2 separate regions of the Mus musculus genome follow, and region 1 is linked to region 2. A link is a contact called in ENCODE Hi-C data. All regions are on one chromosome and are shown on one strand. The core of a region is the stretch at or near the end of the contact, and the rest is flanking DNA. Distances in the headings are between cores, read along the strand shown. Region 1 holds the start of Irx3os (a long non-coding RNA gene). Region 2 holds the start of Rpgrip1l (Rpgrip1-like).

Region 1 (4,378 bases), core at 392-2,891, 490 kb after region 2:
CTTCCGCTCCCGAGGCTCCTTCGCAGTCCTGGACGCTGGGAAACTGCGGTTCTTTTTGCTCTTTCTGTTTCTCACGGTTGCTTTTGCTCACCTTTCTGCTCTCTTCACTTTTCCTAGTCTGACTCCTCTCTTTTAAATCTCTTTACTCTCTCGTTCTCTCTTCCCCTCTTCCCCGGTCTCCGCACCCTGAGCTAAGGCGGCTTAAAGTTGAAGACACTTAGAACGCTGTGCGGGGGGTGTGTGTCCGCGTCAGTGTCTGTGTGTCCGTCCCCGCCCTTCCACCCCCTCCTTCACCCTTCCCCAAATCTCGAGTCTGACGTCGCGCCCTCTTATTCGACTTTTCCCTGCGTCTCCTCCTGGAGTCGCCAATCACCCGGGAGCCTTCTGGGCGAGGCGGCCCTCCCCCGCGAGTACAGAGCGCCGGGCGGGGCGGGGCGGGACTGGACTCAGTCTCTTCCCGCCCCCTCCTGCCCGCACTCGGAGGGGAGAGCCGAGACCACGAGTGGCGGCTTAGTACAGGGTCACCTAGCCCCTCAGGTCTTCCAACTCCTCAATTCTCAGCCCCCTTCGAAGCTGTAGTTCCGGGTTGGGACAGGACCCTGGACCAAGGCAGGCTTCCGGGGCTTCCCGCCCTCCCCCCCCCCCCCCCGTGGCTCCCTTTGCACTTTTCAGCTCTGGTCCCTAGGTCGTTCTCCAAAGCCTAAGCCTGCAGCTAAAAGAGTGAACGTGCTGCCTGGGAGTTGGGAGTGCTGCCTCTCCGAGCTTTAAAAGACCTATTCTGTGCTGGGTGGGGGGAGGGCGGGGGAACCCCGCAGTTTGCTACATTTACACCTCCAGGGTACCTTGTTGAGAATCCTCACAAGAAATAGTGAGTTTGGCGCCTAGGTGGTCTGGTGGAACAAGCAAGGAGTTGGTGGAGCTCCTGGCTATGGAGTGGGGGAGGAGCAGAGAAACTTAGAGCCTAGGCTCTGGGAACTTTCCGAAAGCTCTTCCGAGAAGTTTCTATGTTGGTGTGATTTTTTTTTTTTTAATTGCGACCATTCATTTCACTATCCCCCTCCCCTTTCCGCTCTCTGGTCCCCAGACCCAGCGTTTTTCTTTTGGCGAGAATTCCCCCAGAGCCGTAGAGAGTGTGCATTGTGGGGGCGGGGAGCAAGACTTTGGTTTTATGGTAGGATATTTCCTAAATCTAACTTGAAATGTGAGTGTCCAAGTGCCCACCGTCACGGATTAGTGTGTGCAGTGGAAAGTCATACTGAAATTCCCGGGATAGCTGGAGCTCCCAGATAAGGCTGTAGCGGCGACCCACGCGCGGGCCAGGCCTGCTGTGGGCCTGCGGACTGAACAACTCCCCGGCTGCGATTCTTCAGTAGAGTGAAGAGCCCTAGCTTAGAGGCAGAAAAACCACCCCAAGGGCCTCCGACTGAACTAAGAATCAAACCGGAACTCGCCAGCTTGGAGGAATCTAAGGGTCCCGGGCTGGCCGGGCTCTAGTGTGAATACAGTTAGGGAATGGATTTCTTTCTCCCTGGCCCTGGCCTCCAGTTTTGACCCCCATGTCCCACCTCTGGCTGCATTCCACTGACCTTAGGCTCCAGGAGGTACTAACTCAGAAAATTAGTGGGAGAAACACAAACAGAAGTTTGGGGAGCTACCAAGTCTAGGGTTCGATGTCAGCATGTGGGGTCTTCCTAAATTGAATCTGTGCAGCTTCTCTGTGGTCTCCTGGTCTCCTTGCCTGGTGCTGGAGGTTGGCTTTAAGGTGAGCCTGGACAGAGGAGGCATAGTAGGATCAGCTCAGGCCTTCGAATGGCTTCCCCGCAGCCTGATTCCGTTTCTGGTTAAACCTGTCACAGGAAGCCAGGGCTCACCTGCTCAAGCAAAGGTCTTAGGGTTGTAGAATAGAGGTGACATTATTTTCCAGGATCTTTCCTGTGTATAGGATGGTGAGTCTTTTAAGACAGCCGGGACGACCTACCTACACAGAACTGGACCAGACCAATGGGCGACAGAGCCAGATTGCAAGGTGGGCGAAGGGGTTTCGCTGTACATGTCTGGGCAAAACCACGAGTATTTCATTCCTTTTTGTTTGTTTGTTTGTTTTGTTTTGTTTTTCAGAAGGGAAAGAAAAACAAAACGCAACACCACACAACAACACCACACAAGAGCCTCTGAGATGCTCCTTCCTTCCTTACTGCATTAACCAGCTATCGACCTGGTTGTGTCCGATTGCGATGATGGGCTGAGAGAAAGAACACCGGAAGAGCCAGGCTGTTCTCAGGAAGGACTCACGCCGGCCACGGGGCCGCCCCTGGCCCAGAGGGTGAACCTCTAGACCCAGGCATGAACCTAAGAACCTCGCTTAATTAGATTCCTCCAGGCATCCCAGGCCTGGAGTAGAAACAGCTACCAGTTACCCCGTGACCAACTGGGAAGAGCTTTGGTCTGGCCCTGAAATCAGCAACCCACGCCGGGACCCAGTATCCCAAGCGACTGGAGTCACTGCATGGCTCTGATTCCTCAACAAGACCAGGCCAGTGGAACTCAGCTCTTAGACTAAACTCGCGAGTCCGCGGAGAGCTGAAGCTTTTCATGGGATTTTTAATCCAGGAGATTAGGTCAGACAGACAGATTCGCACAGAGAGTGAGGAGAAGCAGGTGCATCGGGAGTTGATTGGGGAAAGACCTGAGCGCAACAGCAGGAGACCAGCAGGAGCTTCTCCCTCACCCCCTCTTTCTCCCAACAGGCACAGTGCACAAAGCGCTCGCCGCGGACGCTCTGTGGTCTGGGATCAGGGCGCCAGGAGCATACAGAAAAGGTGTACGCCGAGGACACGTGGCGCACGAAGCTGTGCGCGCTGGAGGACAACTACAAGGGGTGCCCTATGTGTAGCCAGAGGCCCACCAGCTTCGGGGTCGGACACTCCGAACCACCAGCCCCCATCTCTTCCCTCCCCTGGTCCAGCTCCCCGATGTGCCCGTGCCCCCCGTCGTTGGGAGCTTCTGCAGCTGTGTCTCCCAGCTCGGACAGAGTTCACTCCTTTCCTCCCAAGGCTCAGAGTCCCCCAGAGGCGGTGCGGGCTGGCTATCCTTCAGCTTCTTGCAGAGGCTGCTGCGTACGCTCCCCCCCCCCCCAGCTGGGGTTACAGGTTAATGAAACGCTCGTTTTCCTCAGTCATTTGTTTTGTTTTCCTGCAAAGTTCTGATAAGTAGCTAACCAACGAAGCTTGTAATTACAATCTTACAGAAACCGGGCCGATCTGTATATAAATCTCACCATCCAATTACAAGATGTAATAATTTTGCACTCAAGCTGGTAATGAGGTCTAATACTCGCGCATGCGATAATCCCCTCTGGATGCTGGCTTGATCAGATGTTGGCTTTGTAATTAGACGGGCAGAAAATCATTATTTCATGTTCAAATAGAAAATGAGGTTGGTGGGAAGTTAATTTCTCTCCGCTCTGTGAAGCGTAGACAAGAATTTAATGATTTAATTACAGTTGTAAGCCCTTTCCATGAGACTTAAATTGAGCTGAGAATATTTTTTTCCTTTTCTCTCTCTCCCCCTCTCTGGCTTTCTCATTCTCTCTCTCCGCTATTAGCAGCCACACGGACTTGCAGATGCATGGCCTGGCGTAGCACCGGGAGGAATTCACATTTGACTGTGAATCCGGCCTCGGAGCATCCCAGGAGGCGCGGGCCGGGCGCCGGCACGTCTGCCGTGCAACGCTGGCTGAGCCCTGTAAGCCGTCAGGGCCCGGGAGGCTGTCCCTGGTCCAGAGGCGCTACGGGAAACTTTGAGGCAAACTTTGCAAACTTCTTTCTCGGAGTTAAGAGAGGCCGCCGGTCAGAAAGGCTGCGGCGGCAGCAGCGTGGGCCCCAGGCCGGATTTGTACACCGCCGAACTGGCCCTGCGGCCCCAGAAGGAGCGCGAGGCTCTCCAGCGTGCCCATCTCTGCCTGCACCTCCCGGACCAGGGCCCCTGCCACTGGCCTTCGAGTGGCCAGCTCTACGCAGCTCCCGGAATCTCAGCATGGAAGGAAAACCGTGGCCCTGTGCACCAGTGGTTTTGTTTCTCTTTCTCTCTGCAAAAACATCCACTTTCCACCTGCGCTGAGCTTTTTCGCTGATCTTTTTTTTTTTCTTTCTTTTCCGTCCTGTCTATTTCTCACACTTTCTGTATGTTTGATTTCCGGGGATGTATTTTTCTCTTTCTTTGAGTCCAAGTGTGTTGTTCGATCCTTTTATTTTTATTTTCCTGGACCGTTTTCTTAAAGCTCATTCTTTTTTGCCTCTCCCTTCCGTGTCTCTGCCCCCCCCCTCCTCAGTTTCATCTTCTTCCTTTTCTCCCTCCCTCTCTTACCCCATCTGCCCTA
Region 2 (4,505 bases), core at 1,847-4,346:
GGGGATCTTGCATTTGCTATGAGCTGTTGATAATTGATGCTCGCAGTAAAATACCATATGTGTTTTAAACTCTCTCTCTTGTTTAGTCCAATCAAGAGCTATATAGTTACTCAAATGGCTGGCTTTGTATGACTATCAGAAATACTTTAAATTAAAAGTAAAGAAATTACTGATCAAAGTTCATAACTGTAATAAATAACAGGTGGCCATACCTTGTAACCCTCCAACTCCAAAGAGGTTTAGACCTGTATCTTTCACCGGCAGGTCTCCTGCTGTCTCGTCACTTGGGCCAGACATGGTCTATCTGTGGAGAAAAGAAAATTTAAACAAACTCTTCCTAAGTTATTGCATTAGCTATGCAATGGAATGAGCCAAATAAAGGGGCTAGGAAACTAGAACTTTAATGGACATGTTATTGCCCACATGTGTTGCCTGAGCAAGATGAAAGCTCCCAGTCCAGAAGGAGCACTGCACCCAATCACGAGGACTGTCTTCTGAGCAGAGGATTTACTACAGTCTTCTTAGGAAATGAGTAAGATTATCATCCTTCCTTTCCTTATTCATCTCTCTGAAGCAAAACCAAACCCTTCCGCAGTTCAGAAATACTTCGATCCCTACACTTTTCCTTAAAGAGAGCATGAATTCTCGGGGGAAAAAAAAACAAAACCAAACAAAACGACAACAAAACCAAAAATACCCCCCCAAAAACCCAAAACAAACCACAACTCAGGCCATGTACTCGAGTCAAACAGTTAGTTCTACCTTCTCATAGTTGGCCAAGTCATTAAATTTACCTAATTTTAAAAACAGAGCAAATTATACCCATCTCATAGTTATCCTAAAAGCACGTAAAGGCCTTTAGCAAATGTGCTGGGGATGTCAAGTGTCTCGAAATGCCCACTGACTACATGCTGTGCCCACCCAGGCTGCCCCTTTCAGGCTTTGTGAAGGAGGAGGCACCATTTGTTCACAGTGTGATTTTACTTTGTCTCCCTCCTTTGTTACTTCATGGCTTGTTCTAGAACTTTCAGTTTCTTTTCTCTATAGAGACATACCATAGTAACTTAGTGTTGTATGTGGACATGAATATACAGTGTATAGTAAGCAAATAAATAAGGAAAAACGTACACTCTCGATTTCCACTTTGACCTTCCTAGAAAGGTCTAGATGTGAACTGTTAGTACCCTGGTAAGGAAGAGACTTTCCAGTTCTAGAATGTTGGTTGAAGAATGTGAAGACCAAGACGTTAGAATGCTTGTCCATCTTGTTCACCTGTCTGAGAAGCTGGCACAGAGGGTGGCACACTCAGCGAGCAGCATTTATTAAACAGTCACTTGAATGGATAAAGGGATTGAATTGGATTTCAGTGTCTGAAATTTGAAGACGTGGCTACGTATATGTGCATGAAGAGTCTCTCTTAGAGAGAGGGCCTGGAACTTTGATTGGAACTCATGATGGGCTGAGAACCACTGCTAGGGGCAAATATCTGAAAGAATGTCTGCAGAAGTTGATGCTAACACATATTGTTCACTGTGCTTACAGTGTGCGTAAGCAATGGCTACTCAAATGGTTCCTGAGATACAAACAGAAGCTAAGACAAGCTAGCTCAATTGCTCAAGGTCATTAGATACAAACAGAAGCTAAGACAAGCTAGCTCAATTGCTCAAGGTCATTAATGCAGGAGTTAGTTGTTTGGTGATATTTCTGGTTATCATGACCGAGAAGAAAATTGTTACTGGTCTGATGTAGGTAGATGGCACAGTGAATTCTCCCTCTTTGCTATGATCCACTTACAACCTTCCCTGCTTTCCTCACATATGGCATGCTTTTATCTTGCTCCTAAGGCTCTTCTGTCTCCTCATACTTCAGAGCTCAGTCCAACTGACCTTTCCTTAGAGTTTCCCTTACTGTTCTGTGTTAATTTTCTTCCTGGTTTCTAACTTTTCTTTTTCAAGGGAAGCCCAGGCTGTCTAGGCTGACATGAAATTCACCAAGAACACTAAACATACTGGCCTCAAATTCTCTATTTTTTCCTTGTGTTTTTTTTTTCTTTAAAAAATGGGGGGGGGGGTCATCTCACTATATAAACTTGGCTGGAATTCAAAGATCTCCCTGCCTCTACTTCCAGAGTGTTACGATTAAAGTCGGGTGTCACCATGCCCTGAGTAGACTCTGAATTTGTCCTGAGTGTGCCACCACCCTGCTGTGGCTTATTGCTTACAGCAACAGCCTTTGTCATTATCCCAGAGTTGTATCGTAATTCATTGTCATGTCATGCATTTTTAACCTAGTATATTTTCACACCTATATCATAGTTTCTTGCTTATATCTGTCCCCTACCACTCCCCCCCCCATCTCTCTAGCTTCCTCTCACTGGTCTCCTTCCTCCCCCAAATAGTTCCTCTTCTGCTATCTGATGTCACATAGTAGACATTAACGCTATCATTTATTGAATGAATGAATGAATGAATGAATGCCAGGCACTGAGTTTAAACAAAGTCTCTGCCCTGTAATGGCTTTAACAGACTATGGGAGTAGTCAGATGAGAAACAGTAATAAAGAATAAAAGATAGGCCACTAGAAACTGATTGTGGTGGTGGGAACTTGAGGCAAGACCTATTATTGATTGAATTTGAGACGAGCATGGGCTAAAAAGGCTAGTTTAAGGCCAGCCTAGGATGCATAGGGAGACCCCCTTTTAAAAACTAATCGACAATCAGCAGCAGCAGCAACAACAACAACAGTAACAAGCCAACAACAACAACAGTAACAAGCCTCTTGGGAGGCTTAGGTTCTACCATCCAAGCCCAGTTTCTGGGAAACAGAGTGAAATGTGACTGGGACCTTTGAGTTGTAGGACTTAGGGTTGCCAATTCTTATCAGCTGCGTTTCTGGCTGGGCGGGCGGTCAGGGCGAGTCAGATGCAGGCCTGCGGATGTGGAGGTGTGTCGGGATGGACTGCTTTCCACGCAAGAATCCCAGGTCTATCCTGGGCTTCGAACAGACTCCAGGCTCAGTTGTGAGGCCGCGGAAGAGCCAGCCAACCTGCATTAGCCCCCACCTCACAGAGTACTCACCTCCGCGTTCGCCCTCAGCTAGCTACCGGTTGCTATAGCGCCCAGGGCGCGAGCCTCTGCAGGCCCAGAGGAGCACGGGAAAACAGTGAGTCCCGTTACCCACTGGGAAATGTAGTTCTCCGTAGGGTGCGGGCCGTCGGCGGGTCGCGTAGCGGACTACGCTAGCCCTGCTAGCTGACTGGAGAAATTCAGCTCCGGAGCCCAAGGAGTACTCGGGAGTCTCGCGCAGCATTCTGGGAAGGGTAGTTCTTCTAGGTATTAGAGCAAATGGCTCCAGGCGGGAGAGAGCCGTTGAGAGAACTACACACAGGAGGCGGGGTCCAGGGCGAGGGGGAACACGGCCCACGGTGGCGAAGGCGGCTTTAGTAGCAGCATGAAGCGCGTCCAGACCGCGGAGGAACGAGAGCGGGAAGCTAAGGTATGTGGGGCTCCGGGCGTCTGGGATTCTGTGTTAGTCCCGGGCTAGAGGCAGGGGACCCGCAGACCCGCTGGGATGGCTGAGTGGATGCTCGGCGTTAAGCCAAGGGGTGTCAGGGCCTTGTTTGCAAGAGACCTGCAGACGTGGTGTGAGTGTGCGCGCGCACGTCTGTGCTGTGAATTCATATTGCTCTGGATGCAGATCTGGATACAGTTAGTCTTGGTCAGAAATGAAAAGATAGACATCTATGTCCCTGTCCTGCTTCTGTCCCTATTCCTTGGTTATATTTGTAGCCACTCTCGAGCCTCAGTTTACCAGTTTACCACCTGTGTGTTTTCAGCTCGAGCGCAGCTGAGCCACAGATTTAGTATGGTGACATGTTTTTATTTGGAGCATTGCCTCAATGGCCAGATGACTTGTCTGCGTGGTCAGCACATCAGATACGCTTTACATAGCTTCTGTGGGTAGTACATTCCTGGACTCCGTCCTTGCTGTTCAGCTTTCTGACAGTGGACACTCCTTGGGATGACAGTAACAGCAACGGCGACTTATTTGCAGCATTTTTTTTTTTTTGTATCAGACACCTACATTAAATGCATAATTATTTCATATCATTGCAGCAGATGGCAAGACAGATATTACATAGGTAGAGTATAAACAGTCCGTTATGAAGATGAGCACTGGAAGCTCAATATTTTCCTTTTCCCCCATCCCCAAAGTTGGGACCTATTGATTTGTTCTAACTTATCAGCATTCAGTCCCCCTCAGTGGACACAACAGATTCTGCCCATCTTAAAAGTCTCTCTTGTCTGTAGCTCATTTGGCCAAAGGCCCTTGGCTATGCCGTTTGGTGCTTATTCTATGGTAGGTAAATACTGGCAGCGAGGATCAGTAGGAAATAAAACAGGTACAGTACTTGCTGTCGTAGAATTTTGTCTTGTAAGATTCCTAAGTCAGTTAGGAATCTAAGGGTTTTGGGTCTTGGGTGTAATGGCCTGAGTTATGTATTT

The links. A loop is a pair of places that touch in the nucleus more often than their neighbours do.
Region 1: a loop to region 2 is called in a map of heart, with 3 times the contacts of the local background. The contact joins the promoter of Irx3os here to the promoter of Rpgrip1l in region 2. A Hi-C loop is called at or near these places in 2 of 37 maps with a recorded cell type or tissue (gastrocnemius and heart).

Annotation. Positions count from the first base shown.
Region 1 is chr8:91,801,695-91,806,072 of GRCm38, forward strand. Irx3os (a long non-coding RNA gene) reads left to right here and starts at 1,642. Exons shown (of 4, transcript XR_003947581.1): 1 at 1,642-2,026; 2 at 2,119-3,149; 3 at 3,605-4,378.
Region 2 is chr8:91,310,126-91,314,630 of GRCm38, forward strand. Rpgrip1l (Rpgrip1-like) reads right to left here and starts at 3,097. Exons shown (of 26, transcript NM_173431.2): 1 at 3,078-3,097; 2 at 213-304. The coding sequence starts at 297. Fto (fat mass and obesity associated) reads left to right here and starts at 3,400. Exons shown (of 9, transcript NM_011936.2): 1 at 3,400-3,495. The coding sequence starts at 3,451.